Regions from separate parts of the Homo sapiens genome. Here region 2 is linked to region 1. A link is a loop called in an ENCODE intact Hi-C map of the cell type or tissue named here. Cell type or tissue: IMR-90. All regions are shown on one strand. Each heading gives the region's core, and the rest is flanking DNA. Links, peaks and the distances in the headings are about the cores only.

Region 1 (7,770 bases), core at 1,135-6,134:
TGTGTCAGCGCTAGGTAGAAAGCTAGACAAAGACAAAAACCAAGTAAGGTTAGAAACAGAAAACTATAGACCAAAGGTAAAAGATAAAAGTAAGAATAGAAGTTAATTAAATAGAAAATATACAATAGAGGCTGGATGCAGTGGCTCATGCCTGTCATCCCAACACTTTGGGAGACCAAGATGGATGGATCACCTGAGGTCAGGAGTTCAAGACCAGCCTGATCAATATGGTGAAACCCATGTTTGCTAAAAATACAAAAGATAGTCAGGTGTGGTGGCATGCGCCTGTAGTCCTAGCTACTCGGGAGACTGAGGCATGAGAATCACTTGAACCCGGGAGGCAGAGGTTGCAGTGGGCCAAGATAATGCCACTGTGCTCCAGCCTGGACAACAGAGCAAGACTCTGTCTCAAAAAAAGAAAAAAGAAAGAAAATATACAATAGAGCAGATCTATTAAAATGTGGCGAAACTAGGCCAACATTCTCCCAGTTTTGTCACTTTTTTTTAAAGAAAAGCCAGCAATCTTAAATAATCCATGTAATATTTCCCAATTTGTTAATATTAATAACTCATTCAAAATGTTTTAAAATGTTATGAAGGCTAAATAGAATACATCTATACCCCACAGCTAGTTTGAAATTTCTACATAGCCCAATCTGACTTATGAATATAAATGTAAAAATACTAATAAAATACAAGCAAATCAAATCCAACAGTATATTCATGATCAAGTTGGTATTTATCCTAGAGATGCAAAAATGGTTCAAATTTAGTGAACATATTAGTGCAGGGGTTGGCAAACTATGGCCTACCAACCAAATCTGGCTGGCTGCCTGTTTTTGTACAACAGGTGAGCTAAGGATGCATTTTACATTTTCAAATGGTTGGGTGAAAATTTTTAAAGTTAAAGACTTTTCTATGGCCAGAAAAATGTAAAATGTTTTTAACTAAAAAAATGAATTTGGCCAGGCACAGTGGCTCACGCCTGTAATCCCAGGACTTTGGGAGGCCAAGGCAGGCGGATCGCTTGAGGTCAGGAGTTTGAGACCAGCCTGAGCAACATGGTGAAACCCCGTCTCTACTGACTCGATCATGCATACACTGTGGGATTTGATTTGCTAATATTTTATTAGTATTTTTACATCTATAGGCATCAGTCAAATTGGTCTATGAAGAGATTTTTACCTTTGACCTTTTGTCTATAGTTTCCTGTTTCTAACCTTATTTGGTTTTTGTCTCTGTCTAGCTTCCTACCTAGCACTGACAAATCTTCATTTTTTTCCTGGGTTCTGAAATAGCCAAAATTGCATTGGCATCATCTGTTTCTTGAAGGTCTTATAGAAATTGCCTCAAAAGCTACCTGGGTTTTCTAGTAACCAAGGAAATGAAAAAGAAAAAAAAATCTGGCCCACCATTTGCTTTCAGAAAGTTCAAGCATTTGTATTTATATATGAAGCAACTAAGATGCAGAGTTGTTAACTGAATCAGGTTGCTAAACTAGTAAATAAACAGTGGGGAAATAAAAATCCAGCTCCCAGCAAGAGAACCATTATAGAATACCATCTCTCCCAGCAGTCCTCTTGCTCAAAGTGGCAAGGCTACGGTCTAGCAGGACTGAGACTTCTGTGGCTACTGACACATTAAAGTTCAATTCAACAAGTGTTTGCTAAGCACCTATGGAGCTGAGCCTTATAACTGGGCACTGGGGATACATATAGCAGTGAAAAAGATGGAGTTTATAGTCAAGTGGGAGATTGGGTAAGCATTACAATAGAGGAAACACAGCAACCTCTGGAAGCATAGAATAACATTTCACTTAATCTGGGGAGCTAGGCAAACCAAGATGATAAAGGGGGTCAAGGAAGACTGCCCAAAGAAAATCACCTGCAGTATGATTTAGCCAAGTATAGGAGAGGAAGGAAGGGTTACAGGCAGAAAGAACAAAACATGTAAAGGCCAGAAAGTGAGAGGGGGCGTTGTACGTTTGAGGAACTGAACAATGGGAAATGTGGCAGGGAACTTAGAACGTGAGGGAATCAGTAATATGCAAGAAAGTAAACAGGGGCCAAATCATACAGGGCCTCGGCCAGGCGCGGTGACTCACGCCTGTAATCCCAGCACTTTGGGAGGCTGAGGTAGGTGGATCACCTGAGTTCAGGAGTTTGAGACCAGCCTGGCCAACATGGTGAAACCCATCTCTACTAAAATACAAAATTAGCCAGTGTGGTGGCGCATGCCTGTAATCCCAGCTACTCGGGAGGCTGAGGCAGGAGAATGGCTTGAACCCGGAGGCAGAGGTTGCAGTGAGCTGAGATCATCGCATTGTACTCCAGTCTGGAAGACAAAAGCGAAACTCTGTCTCAAAAAAAAAATAAATAAATCATATAGGGCTGCATATTTTATTATAAGGAGATTGGGCTTTATTTTAAGAGCATAGAGCAGTTGTCAAATATTTTAAGCAAGATCCCAACAGCCTTTAATTCACATTTTAGAAAGATTGCTCTGGCTAGAATACGAAAAAAAAAAAAACAAATTGGTTAGGGGTGGAGGCGTTTGCATGACATGAGGGTCGGAAGCAAAAATTGCTCTTAGAAGTCTTTTCTGGTCATCCAGGTAAAAGATGACAATGACCAAACTAGGGAAGTGGCAATAGGGATGGAAAGAGATAGAATCAACAGGCCATGGTGATTGAGTAGAAGATGGAATGCAAGGAATTCTGGCTTGAGAAATTGTTTAGAAGTGCCCTTTGCAGAAATGAAGAACATGAGAGGCAGGGCTGAACTGAGGGGAGAATGGATGAGTTCAACTGTGAGCCTGCTAAGGTTGGGTGACCCATGTGCCATCCAAGTGAAGATGTCAAGTGAACAGTTGAACATAATGGTCTGAAGCTCAGCAAAAAATACTTAGGCTAGAAATATAGATTTAGGAATTCCCTGTGAGGCCATGAGCATGCATAAGACAGCCCACAGGGAATGTTTAATGTGAGAAAGCTCAGGACAGAACCAAGAGTAGTACCAACTGAAAAAACAGGCAGAGGAAGAAAGGCCTGAAAGGGGAAGGAAAAGTCAGGGGATGTATTAAGAAGGAAATAATAGTCAACAGTGTCAAATATTGTTAAGAGGTCCAGTAGGTTTAATAACTGAGAAGTGTCCATTAGATTTAGCAACAAGACAGTCCCTGTTGACCTTTCATCCCAGAATAAAATGCTGGGGGGCAACAACTTCACATGAATGAAAAGGTACCAAATTTACTCTAAAAGGAAAAACACCCTGGACTCAAAGCCAGACGATATTCTTGGGTCAGGTTTTTTTCATGTCCTAAATTTAACCAGCTGGAATGCTTTGTTAAGTGGTATTTTATTCACCCTTGAAATGAAGGATTTGCCTTTTAAAAGTGTCTCTGTAATTCATCTTCAAGGTAGAACAAGGTGGTATCTTTGGGTTAATTGTTCTCTACAGAAACAGATGCTGGTTGCTGTAAATACCACTGAGGAACTTTAATGTGCCCCAGATGTAGAAGCCTCTAGTGACCTAAATACACAAACAGGGACTAAAGAGAACCAAGTAAAAGATTCAAGATTTCAAGTGTAAGCGGAGAGATACTGCTTCAAAGTGGAAGAGACCAAACCTTCACCACCAAAGGAATGTGAACTAGTAAGTTGAGTCCAAAGATAAAAGCTAAAGACTTGATAAGAGCCAGAAAAGCAGAGTGCCTGGTCTCTGCTAGAATGACTCAGCACCCTCGCAGTTAGGCTGGAAGCCCTTTCAGCCTCTTCAAGAGCTGCTTTTCCTGGCCTGATAATGAGCAACTTGGCCTGGCATAATCCTACATTCCAGAGGCCCTCAGTTTTTCAAAATTAAAAAACAATATAGACTTCTGTTTCCAGCCAAGATGGAATAACAGGAACTGGATTTTCCCTTCACCTGAAACAACTAAAAGACTGGACAAAATATATGAAACAATGGTTTTTAAGATATTGTACATCAGGCAACGAAGGACAGTGATCCCTGAGAAACAGAAAAGAGACAAGCTGTGCCCTGTGATCAGCCCAGCTTATTCCCGGGAGAGACTTTCCAAAAGGGAGAGGGAACTCAGGCCAACTCCAAATCCCTGAACTGAGAAGTTCGGGAGGCCAAGGCAGCTAGAGTTCCAAGGCAGAGTACCAGAGAGGAGACAGTCACACAAAGAGAGGGCCCCAGAGGTCTCCAGAGAGTCCCCACTCACAACTTCAGCTAAGTGCTAATGAGCTCATGGGTTTGAGGAAAGTATCCCAAGGCTGGGGAAAGAACCACCAAAGAATTACAGGGAACAATCTTTAAAGCTCACACAGGGCCAGGAATAGTTCTTAAGCTCATCAACCAGAGTGGAAAGACCTTCTAATTCCTTAGGAGGTATTAGATAGAATACTCAGAAGGGTCTTCCCTCAGTTGTGGGGAATAATCAACCCTAGATTAAATGCTGTACTTGTCCATCTAAAAAAAAAAAAAAAAAAAAAAGTTTAAAAGCAAGACCCAAAAGGATCAAACTGTTTTTGATTTTGGTTTTTGTTTTGTTTTGTTTTGTTTTGTTTTTTTGATACTGTCTCGCTCTGTCGCCCAGGATGGAGTGCAGTAGCAAGATCTCAGCTCACTGCAACCTCCACCTCCCAGGTTCAAGTGATTCTTATGCCTCAGCCTGCTAAGTAGCTGGGACTACAGGTGTGCACCACCCCACCTGGCTAAGTTTTGTATTTTTAGTAGAGACAGGGTTTCACCATGTTGGCCAGGCTGGTCTCAAACTCCTGACCTCAAGTGATCCACCCACCTCAGCCTCCCAAAGTGCTGGGATTACAGGCATGCACCGCACCCAGCTAGGATCAAACTGTTTCTAAGTAACTTAACTGCATCCCAGAACAAGCTAAAGAATACTTGTAAGAATATAAAAATATCTAGAACCCAAAAAGGCAAAATTTGTTAAATCTGGTATCTAATAAAAAGTGAACAGGTATGGCAAAGAAGCAGAAAAAAATATGAACCATAATAAGGAGAAAATCAATAGAAACCAACCGAGAAATGACATGTTAAGTACGCCAGGTATGGTGGCTCACACCTGTAATCCTAGCACATTGAGCAGCTGAGGCAGGAGGATGGCTTGAGGCCAGGAGTCTGAGACTAGCCTGAGCAACTTAGACCCCATCTTTACAAAAACTTTTAAAATTAGCTGGGCATGGTGGCACATGACTGTGGTCCTAGCTACATGAGAGGATGGCTTGAACTCAGGAGTTCGAGGTTGCAGTGAGCTATGATCACAGCCTGGGTGACAGAGCAAGACCCTGTTTAAAAATAAAAATAAAAAAAGAGTATGTGAAGTAAAGACATGGAAGATATATATATTTATTATATTATATAATCATATAATGAGTATATTATATAATCATATAATGAGTATATTATATAATCATATAATGAGTATATTATATAATCATATAATGAGTATATTATATAATCATATAATGAGTATATTATATAATCATATAATGAGTATATTATATAATCATATAATGAGTATATTATATAATCATATAATGAGTATATTATATAATCATATAATGAGTATATTATATAATCATATAATGAGTATATTATATAATCATATAATGAGTATATTATATAATCATATAATGAGTATATTATATAATCATATAATGAGTATATTATATAATCATATAATGAGTATATTATATAATCATATAATGAGTATATTATATAATCATATAATGAGTATATTATATAATCATATAATGAGTATATTATATAATCATATAATGAGTATATTATATAATCATATAATGAGTATATTATGTAATCATATAATGAGTATATTATGTAATCATATAATGAGTATATTATGTAATCATATAATGAGTATATTATGTAATCATATAATGAGTATATTATGTAATCATATAATGAGTATATTATGTAATCATATAATGAGTATATTATGTAATCATATAATGAGTATATTATATAATCATATGAGTATATTATATAATCATATGAGTATATTATATAATCATATAATGAGTATGTAAATTTATATAAAATATATTTCTATATTATATAAATATATATAATGTATACTTATATATTATATATTATATATATTATATATTATATATAAAATATAATATATATTTATATTTATATATTATATATTATGTATAAATATATTTTATTTATATATCATATATAAATATATTTTATTTATATATTATATATAAATATATAATATATATTTATATATATAAAAAGACCCAATTGAACAACTAGAGGTGAAAAATATAATGCCTGAGATAAAAAACACAAAAGGTGGGATTAACAATGGGTTAGACATTGCACAAAAAAAGATCGGTGAACTCGAAGACACAGCAGTAGAAACCACCCAAAATTAAACACAAAGAAGACCAAAATAAATGAATAAATGGATCATCAGTGAGCTATGGAACAACTTCAAGCAGCCTAATAGACACATATTATTAACTGGAATAGATATGTATAATAACTGGAATCCCAGAAGAAAGTAGGGGACAGAAAATATATTTAAAGAAATAGTGGTTGGGCTTTTTCCAAGTTTGATGAAAACTGTAAACCCCACAAATCCAAGAAGGTCAATGAACTCTGAGCAGAAGAAACGTGAAGAAACCTAAAAGTACATCATGATCAAATTGCTTAAAACTAGTGAAAAGATAAAATCTTAAAAGCAGCCAGAAAAAAAAAAAAAACTACACATTACATACACAGGAGCAAAAATAAGAATGACATCAGACGTCTCATCAGAAACTATGTGACAGAAGACAGGGAAGCAATATCTTTAATGTATTGAAAGAAAAAAAACAGGCTGAGTGCAGTGGTTCATGCCTGTAATCCCAGCATGTTGGGAGGCCGAGGTGAAGGGATGGTTTGAGGATGGCTTGAGGCCAGCCTGTGTATATAAATAATAGCAAGACCCATCTCCACAAAAAAAATTTAAAAAGTAACCAGATATGGTGGTGCATGCCTGTAGTCCTAGCTACTCGGGAGGCTGAGGTGGGAGGATTGCTTGAGCCCAGGAATTTGAGGCTGCAGTGAGCTATGATCACACTATTGGACTCCAGCCTGGGCAACAGAGTGACCCCCTGACTCTTAAGAAAAATAAAACAAAAAGAAGAAAAAGAAAAACAGAATTCTTTACCCAGCAAAAAATATCTTCCAAAAATGAAGGTAAAATAAAGATTTTTTTCAGACTTACAAAAGCTGACTGAATTCATCATCTGCAAACATGCGCTACAAGAAATGTTAGTCTTTCAAGTTGTGGGAAAATGGTACCATATGGAAGTCTGGATCTACACAAAGGAATAAAGAGAACACTGGAAATGCTAACCACATGGGTATATATGAAATAGCTTTTCTTATTATTTAAATCTGTTTAAAAGAACAGTATAACTAGGATAGGAACCATTGACTTAAAAAAAAAAAACACCCAGAGCTCCCTGCATCCTGTAATAAATTGCATATGTTGCCTTCTGATTAGATAATTGCAAGAAGCAAACTCAAGGGAAGCTATTAGCAAGTTAGCAATTGCAATCATGTGGGAATATGGATGCTACTTATGGAAGAAAATAATATAGATATGTGTAGTCTAAAATGCAACAACCACAGTTGAGATCAGCTGGATTGCACTCAGGTTTGAATATAAGGCTTATGTAGAGTAAAGTCTGTTTCTGGATCCATGTACTGTGATGGTGAAGTG
Region 2 (7,770 bases), core at 1,727-6,726, 110 kb before region 1:
AGGGAGACAGGCAGAGAGGACAGTACAGAGCTGCTGCTATTTGAATCAACTGGGAACTGCAGGAAGTGAGGTCTGAGAAGTGAAGATTTCATGGCCTGGCTGAACATTGCTTCCAACCCTTGACTTGAGGGGTGGCATAGCCATGCCACCTCCCATTCCACAGTCCTTCTCCTGGCTGCCTTCGGCCTGCTGTCAAGGTTCCTGCCAGCCATGTGGTCCCCAGAGGCACTGCCAAGACCTTTCTCTGCCTCTCTCCTTGTTCCCTTACCCTCTGCCACCCTTCCCTGAGTCCCCGAGCTCTGCTATTTGCCCAAGGCTAACCCCAGTAAGAGGTAACTGAGGACACCACAGAGAGCCCTGGCTATGTGGCGAAAAGCATGCCCAGTTCCAAATACACACCCCCCTTTCTAAGTTGGGAGCCGCTGACAGTTCTCCGGCAGCAGCCTGAGCCACGGTACCAGGTGCAAGCGGGCTGGCCCATGGAGGGCAGGGAGAGGGGAGAAGCCCTGGGCCATCTGGAGCATACCTGGCAGCTATCCACACATCTCGAGTGATGACTTAGGCCCACTGCCAGAAGGAAGAGCATGTCCTGGGACCCTCTTCCCTCTCATCTGTGCCCGGAAGCTCTGATCTCCCAAGAGGCTTATGGCTCTAGCACACCTCCCACCATCCTGCCCCCATCCCCACTCCAATCCTGGAAGCCAGGGTACAGCTGGTTGTGCAGGGGCAGGCAGCACTCCCTGAGGCTGAGCCTGGCTGGTCTGCTGTGAGTGGCTCCAGCTTCTCCAGGCTTAGGGGGCTGAGCCATAAGCAGCCTTGTTTATTCCTGGGAGGAATGATGGTTTTCCCTAAGCAATGACATCTTGGAAACTGCCTGGCTCCACAAACAACAACAAACCTCCCAGCTTCGGCTTGGGCTGCAGCTTGCATGCGAAGGCTCCTGCCCAGAGGCGCCTGGGGAACAGGCTGGGGGCTGCTTCTCTGCTGCACCAAGCCCTGGCCCTGACCATTGACTTTTGGAAGCCAGGAAGAGGAGACGGCCTGCAAAGAATCAGAGAACTGGATATTTGGAAGGCACCTGGCAGTACTTGGTCCAGTCCCTAGTTGCTACAAAGGAGAAACTGAGGTGAGAAACAAGGCATATTTGCCTGAAATCATCAGTAAGAAGGGACGAGAAGGTGCCGCAGTCTCCAGCCCACCGACCAAGGGGCTTTGTCTATTGCACATGCTGCTTTTCCCAGAGGATAGCAGGGCTCTAGTCAGTGAGCCCGAAGGTCCAAAAGGGACATGTCACTGGTGAGTCCAGAAAGAGAGCCCCAAGATGAAACCTGGATACTCTGAGACATCCAGTTGGTGCAGTACAGAGAGGCCTGGGCAGGGGAACCTGAGTTCTTGTCCCTGATTTCCTGCTGAGTCGCATGTCACCTCAGGCAAGTGTCCTTCCTCTCCTGCCTCAGTTCTCTATCTATCTATCTATAGTTTGGTGCAAAAGTAATTGCGGTTTTACATTACTCTTAATGGCAAAAACCGCAGTTGCTTTTACACCAACCTAATAGAAGGCAAAGAGACTGCCATCTCCAGGGCCTTAAGAGGCCAATGGGAAGCAGCTCTCAAGGCCCCCAGGGACCCAGCTGGGGATAGGCACTCTCTCTTCAGCTGTGCCTCTTCTGAGGGAGCCACACAGACCACTGGCTTGAGGATCAATAACCCCAGACCTACTCTGGTTGGCACCATCCCAAGAGGGTCCAGGGAGCTGAGCTCCAATCCCCTGTAGTCTGTGCAAAGGTCCTTCAGCATTGCATTTCAACAAGCCAGGGCTATCCCCTCCACCCTCCATGGCCCAGGCTATGCTGTGAATTCCACCTAGCCCAGCATGACCCCTGAGTGGATTCTCCCTATGGTCTCCGCCAGGATGAAGCCAAAATTCTCCCCGCCTCACCTCCTATCAAACCCAGCCCCATCCCTTGGCCCTATGGATGCAACTTTGACATTCAGAGCCTAGGCCTCTCCTAAAGGGGCTCCCCGACAGGCCCTCTATGCCAGGCACAGAGCTAGGAGATGGGCGGACACAGCTGACTTGCATGTCACTGTTTGTCCTCAAAGAAAACCTGCCCTAGCCAGGACAATGCAACGCCCCTCTCCAACCATGCCCCAGGCCCCTGGCCAGGTCCTTGCGACTAAGGAATGAATAAGGCCCAGATTCTGCATACATAGGACACAAAGCAATATCCATGGGTGCCACCACCAATGGACAGACTCATTCTGGCTGGAGTATTTGCTCTAGTTGTGGAAGTTTGGATAAAATAAGACATGGAGGGGGAGGGGAGGGGAGGGGAGGGGAGGGGTTTCCAGGCAGCTGGAACAGCATTTGCAAAGGCAAGGAAGCCTGGAAGTGCAATGATTTCACTGATACCACATACTTATAATCAGAAGTCCCATCAACAATTTCTGGCTCAAAGCCCTGGAGACTTCTCACGAGGAGTGGTCACTTGCCTCAACTGCCTCATCCTCACAATCTGCCTGCTTCTCAGAAGCCAGTCTGGGCTTGCAGTGAGCCCTGTTGTGGAACTCGGCTCCCTGAAGGGCCTGCCCTAGGCTAAGCCACACCATGTGCTAGGGCTGGGGAAGAGGGGAGGTGCCCCTTGGCTGGGCACAGAGGACTCAAGGGGCCTTGGTGGAAACTTTGACTATGCCTGCAGTGCCCTGGCTGGGATCCCACAGGCACCAGCAGGGCAGCCTCTGCGGCTCCTTCCCTTGAGGAGATGTACCCACTCTAGCACTGGGAGAGGACGCCAGATAGCCACCCAGCCAGAAGGCCTGAGGGCAGCAGGATGTGGAAAGTTTTCAAGCATCGCTGTGGGGCCTGGTGTACCAAGCCTCTCAGGTCAGGAAGGTCAGATTTGAAGCTGAATTATAATACTTAGTTCAGGTCAGGGAAATGGTTTCCCACATGTCCTGTTCTTGCTGTTCTAGGAGGCAGAAGTTCTCTATCCTGGTCCCTGCTCAGCCACAGACCTGCTGCTCAAACTTGGACAAGGCTCCTCCCCTTTCTGGGTCCAGATTTATCCTCCTGCCCTGAGTCCTAGGGTTCAAGGGTTCTTCCTGGACACCTGGGAACAAGAATAGAGATGTGGACCCTCCAGGCTGGGAAAAGAATTAGCCTCTGTCTGCTCACAGTGGCCAGCTCTGTGGTGTGAGCCTGTCTCTACCACCACCCCCTGCCTGATGGGTCTCAGCTGGAGCCAAGGGAGCAGGTGCAGGCCCTCTCCCATGGGGTTGGAGGTCAGAGGCAAAGCATCTTTGCTTGTGCTTCCAGTGGACGTTTCAGCAGAGGCCGTCTCAGGGACCAAAGGCAACCCGCTGAGACTAGTTCCAGAGACCACCTCTTCCCCTGCCAGTGAAACTAGACACGAGCTTCCATCCCTGGTGCCTGGTGTGCGGCCAGCACCCCTGATACAATAGCCAACCCTGCTGGCTGAGCGCTCCCCTCCCATGCAGTGTCCCGACTTTTTGGCCACCAAACATTTCTTGTTTCTCTGAGAAAGAAAAGCTGGCTGTCCAGCCTAGAAGTGGGGAGCAGCCAACAGAGGAAGCATCCCCCAAAACTTGCAGGGCTCCCAGCCCCTGAGACAGACAGACAGACAGACACACACACACACACACACACACACACACACACACACACAGAGCTATCTCAGAACAGAGCACAAATGGTTTGGTTGCAACATGCCTATCAATGGCTGCCCTGGGGAAGAAACAATAGAAACAGGGGCACAGGGTGGCTTGGATGCCCGCCCACCACACACACAGTCCTGTCACCAAGGTACCTACCCAGCATACTCCAGCAGGGACCCAGGCGACTCCTGGCTGCCGCTCCTGCCAGCTCGCCCGCCCAGGTTTCCACCCGGCTCCTCCCGCAGGCGGGCGGCCGTGGCTGTGGCAGCTCCTGGCGGCCGTGTCAAGCGGCTGCCTTCCCCAGACAGAGCTCCTTTGTGTCAGCAGAGCTATTTATGGACTTACCCAAGTTCCCCAGGGGAGCGATACCTGCTAGGAAAAGCAGAACCAAATGACCAGGTTCCACCTCCCACATCTAGGTAGCGCTTTCAAAACCCTTGCATCACCCGTCCCTCCTCCTCTTCCTCCTCCTCCTACTTGTCCTCCTCCTCTTCCTCCTCCTCCAGCGCCTTTCCCAAACACACACCCTGTCTAGCCGGCCACCGCCACTCTGGAGAGAGGCTGGATTTCTTTCTTCCATTAAACAGAAAACTCTGTGGTTTCTCAAAGCACTTTCATCCGAGATGGAGTCCGGGATGTCTCAAAGAAGAGGGTCCTGGGCCAGCCCGTCCTTCTGCCCACCCCGCGAGGGGCCCAGCTGGCTCCCGGGTTACATGCTCACACGCATAGGCTGTGGGTCCCCTGTGGCTCATCCCCAGGGCCCAAGCTGGCCCCAAAGTGCTGCTCCGGGGGAGAGGCGTCCATCCCTCACAACGGCACCCCCTGGCACTGGGATCCCTAGCAGGCTCCACCCCACACACATCCTGAGGGCTCCCAGGCTGGGGCAGCGCAAAGCCGCCTCCAGCCGGCCTGCTGGCAGCCGCTCCCTGCAAGACCAAGCCAATCACCGAGGCACCGAGGCTTCCCTGTCACACCCCCACCCCGACGCTGTTCCTGTCCCAGTGGGAGGCTGCAACTGAACCCAGGCTCCTGCAGCCAGCACACGCTGACTTCCAGAATGCGACTGCCCCCAGGGTGGGGGGTGGCAGCTTCAGTCCCTTCCCAGCACACAGCTGAATCTTTGAATGCTAAACTCTGCAGAATCCTATGTGGAAAGAGAACCTGGGGCTTCCTCCCCCGGAGACAGCCAGCTGGGAGGGCAGTTTGGACTGTAACATCCTGTTACAGTAATATTGGCTATAATGAGAGTTACAGCCCTGAATGACAGAGACATCCCCAAGGAGGAACTGCGGGGGCAGTGGAACAAGCCCTGGACTGGGAGGAGAGGGTCCCCAGCTCCAGTTCCAGCTCCAGCACTGGTTAATTGGGTGTCACTGAGCAAGTTCCTTCCCCTCTCTGAGCCTCGGTTTCTTCATCTGTAAAAGGAGGCTGCTAACCTTAACCTGCCCACCTGTGGGATGAATAGAGGATTCTCTGAGCTGGCTCTTGGCTACCCTTTCTTGAGCATGAACTCCGTGCCAGGCCCTGTTCCCAGAGCTCTGCCTGCATTAATTCACTGAATCCTCACCAGCAGCTTGTGAGGAGGGGAGGACTATGATTACCCCAGTTACAGATGAAGAGTCCAAAGTACAGAATGGCAAAGGAAGTTGCCCACAGTCACATAGCCAGTTGTCTGTATAGCCAGGACTGAAAACTAGTTGCTCCTACTCACCATGCCCGCTCTTAACCACCATACAGCCAGACAACTGCAAGATGCTGCTGTGCCAGCACAGAGCTGTTCTCTGGTGCTGCAGTTTGTCATGATGTTGACAAATGCACCCTGGGCTGTCCCTGAGGCCCAAGTTGGGAATGCCCAACTTGTGGCTGGCTCCCACCAGAGCAGCAGGCATCCTGGGATGATGGCACAGAAAAAATGGACAGAAGGAGCCTCTATTTTCCCATGCCCACCCCACCCACCTTGGCCACCTAGGCTGAAGCACGGTGTCTCTGTCTCTTTCTCTCCCTATGGTAGAGACCCCCCAGGGTCTCGGGATGTTTCTGCCTGTATCCCTGCCCCTGTCTATCTCTGACTCTGTATTCCTGACTCTCTCACATACACAAGCATATACATGCACACTGCTACAAGAAAACATTCTTTATCGGGTCGACTCAGAATAGCCCTCCTCTGAGTTGGTCACTTACAAACTCCAACCAGTGTTTCATCTTGTCCCTGGGGGCAGAACCAAGGCAGTCCTTGCAGGGCCTAGGAACCTTCTAGACTGGAAGGCTGTCATCCTGCTGGCTCCTGAAAAGCAGGATTCACCCTTGGCCTGGGAAGCTAAGGAGGTGAGTCTCAAGAGATGGCCAATTCTGATGGAGCTAAACAATCACCAATGAGGCTGGCTGGTTTCTAGGATGGAATTTCTGGTGTGTGGGATAAGATTTCTTAGGGTGGGGAGCCTGAATATAGGATTCCTTCACGTCAGAGGTGCCCTCGAGCTTCAGCTGAGTTGTCACCTTCTTTCAATCAACAAACAGTTACAGAGCATAGACTCTGTGCCAGGCTCTGTGTTAGGCCCTGGGGATTGGCAGAGAACCAATAGGCAGGGCCCTGCATTCACAAAGCTGACAGTCCAGTGAGGGAGGCAGACATTAGCCATGGAGTGAGACTAATGACTCCAAAATTACGCCCTATGCTGTGATGGGCAAAGCAGCTCTGCCAACCCAGTGTGCTGAGTCCAGAACGAGTCCAGAATACATTCATCAATGCTCTGGACCATAGCATGGTGAGGAAAGGGTAGAGCAGCTCAGTGCCCCAAGGCCCAGAGCCTGCCAGGCCAGGATAGGAGAGCATCCCATGGCTGGAGGAGCCCTGGGGCAGCCACTGCCCTCTGCCTCCCATAGCTCCAGACACAAATCAACAGGGCTGGGGGGCCTCCCAGTGTATAGCCTAGGGCAGGATAGGGGAGTCACTGGCAGCCAGGCTTTCTAAGCCAGAGGGCCCTTGGAGATCTTTCACTGTTGTTTCCCATTTACAGTCAGTGAAACTGAGGCCCAGAGAGGGAAAGTAACTTTCCCAAGGAAACACAGCAACTGAGTGGCAGGGCTGGGATTGCTAACTCCCAGTCCAGTGCTCTGTTCACCACATCCCAGTGCTTCTCAGAGGTACATAAATGATGGTGCTGTTCAGTACAGGAGAAACTGGGATCTAGAGAGTGGTAAGATCTAGGTGGCCCACAGGCCCAGGGGTCAGCACCCGGGTACTCAGGAACTGGGCCCCAATCACTGATCCACATATTTCATACATAACAAACACTTATCTGACACATGACAGCACTGCTCTAAGCACTTTCTGATTACTGATTGATGGACTGATTGATTGAATCCTCATAGCCCTATCAGATATGATTTCTTTTTTTTTTTTTTTTTTTGAGACAGAGTCTTGCTCTGTCACCCAGGCTGGAGTGCAGTGGCACGATCTTGGCTCACTGCAACCTCTGCCTCCTGGATTCAGGCAATTCTCATGCCACAGCCTCCCTAGTAGCTGGGACTACAGGCGTGCGCCACCACACCCAGCTGATTTTTTGCATTTTTAGTAGAGGTGGGGTTTCACCATGTTGGCCAGGCTGATCTTGAACTCCTGGCCTCAAGCAATCTGCCCGTCTCAGCCTCCCAAAGTGCTGGGATTACGGGCAAGAGCCACGTGCCCAGCCTCAGATATGATTTCTAATATCCCCATTTTATGGATGTGTAAGCAGAGGCATAGAGAGACTAAGGTCACACTCTAGTAAGTTCAGGGCTACAGATGAAGCCCACTTCACTTTCCACTGTGTCCTGCACCATGGCGCAGGGCAGCCCATGGAACAGATGAGCCCATCAGTTACACAGAGAACTGTACAGCCCAACCACACAGGCAAACTCCACACTGTTCAGACAGGTTGGCAGCAGCTCCCAGGGCTAGGACCAGCGAGGTTCAGCAGGGACCCACCTCCTATTTTTGGAATACAGTACCCCCAAGCAGAGCCCAAGTCTTTAGACAGGCCCCAGGGGGGATGCAGCAACAGCCTGGGATGCAGCCAGGTGCCAGAGACAGGCTGCTCCCCTACAGCCCACACC

Evidence for each region. Hi-C counts contacts between places; a loop is a spot of excess contacts. Peaks named below come from ENCODE experiments on the same cell type or tissue, not always from the same donor. Only the 100,000 strongest peaks of a DNase experiment are listed, where the experiment ranks them.
Region 2: a loop joins it to region 1, with 4 times the contacts of the local background. A loop is called at or near these places in 16 of 110 quality-filtered maps.

What each region holds. Positions count from the first base shown.
Region 1 is chr9:113,451,410-113,459,179 of GRCh38, reverse strand. It overlaps a transcript of RGS3 not described here. Among named protein-coding and RNA genes, the nearest start is that of RGS3, 8.4 kb to the left of the region's middle. In IMR-90, for the core only: no CTCF peak of the experiment used is centred there; a DNase peak (open chromatin) is centred at 3,729; H3K27ac peaks cover 2,254 bases.
Region 2 is chr9:113,561,792-113,569,561 of GRCh38, reverse strand. All of the region lies in intron 17 of RGS3 (regulator of G protein signaling 3), which reads right to left. Among named protein-coding and RNA genes, the nearest start is that of RGS3, 100 kb to the right of the region's middle. RefSeq lists a silencer at 3,877-3,956 and enhancers at 3,939-4,233, 3,660-4,380, 4,381-5,102. In IMR-90, for the core only: a CTCF peak has its summit at 3,948; a DNase peak (open chromatin) is centred at 4,581; H3K4me3 peaks cover 1,771 bases; H3K27ac peaks cover 1,436 bases.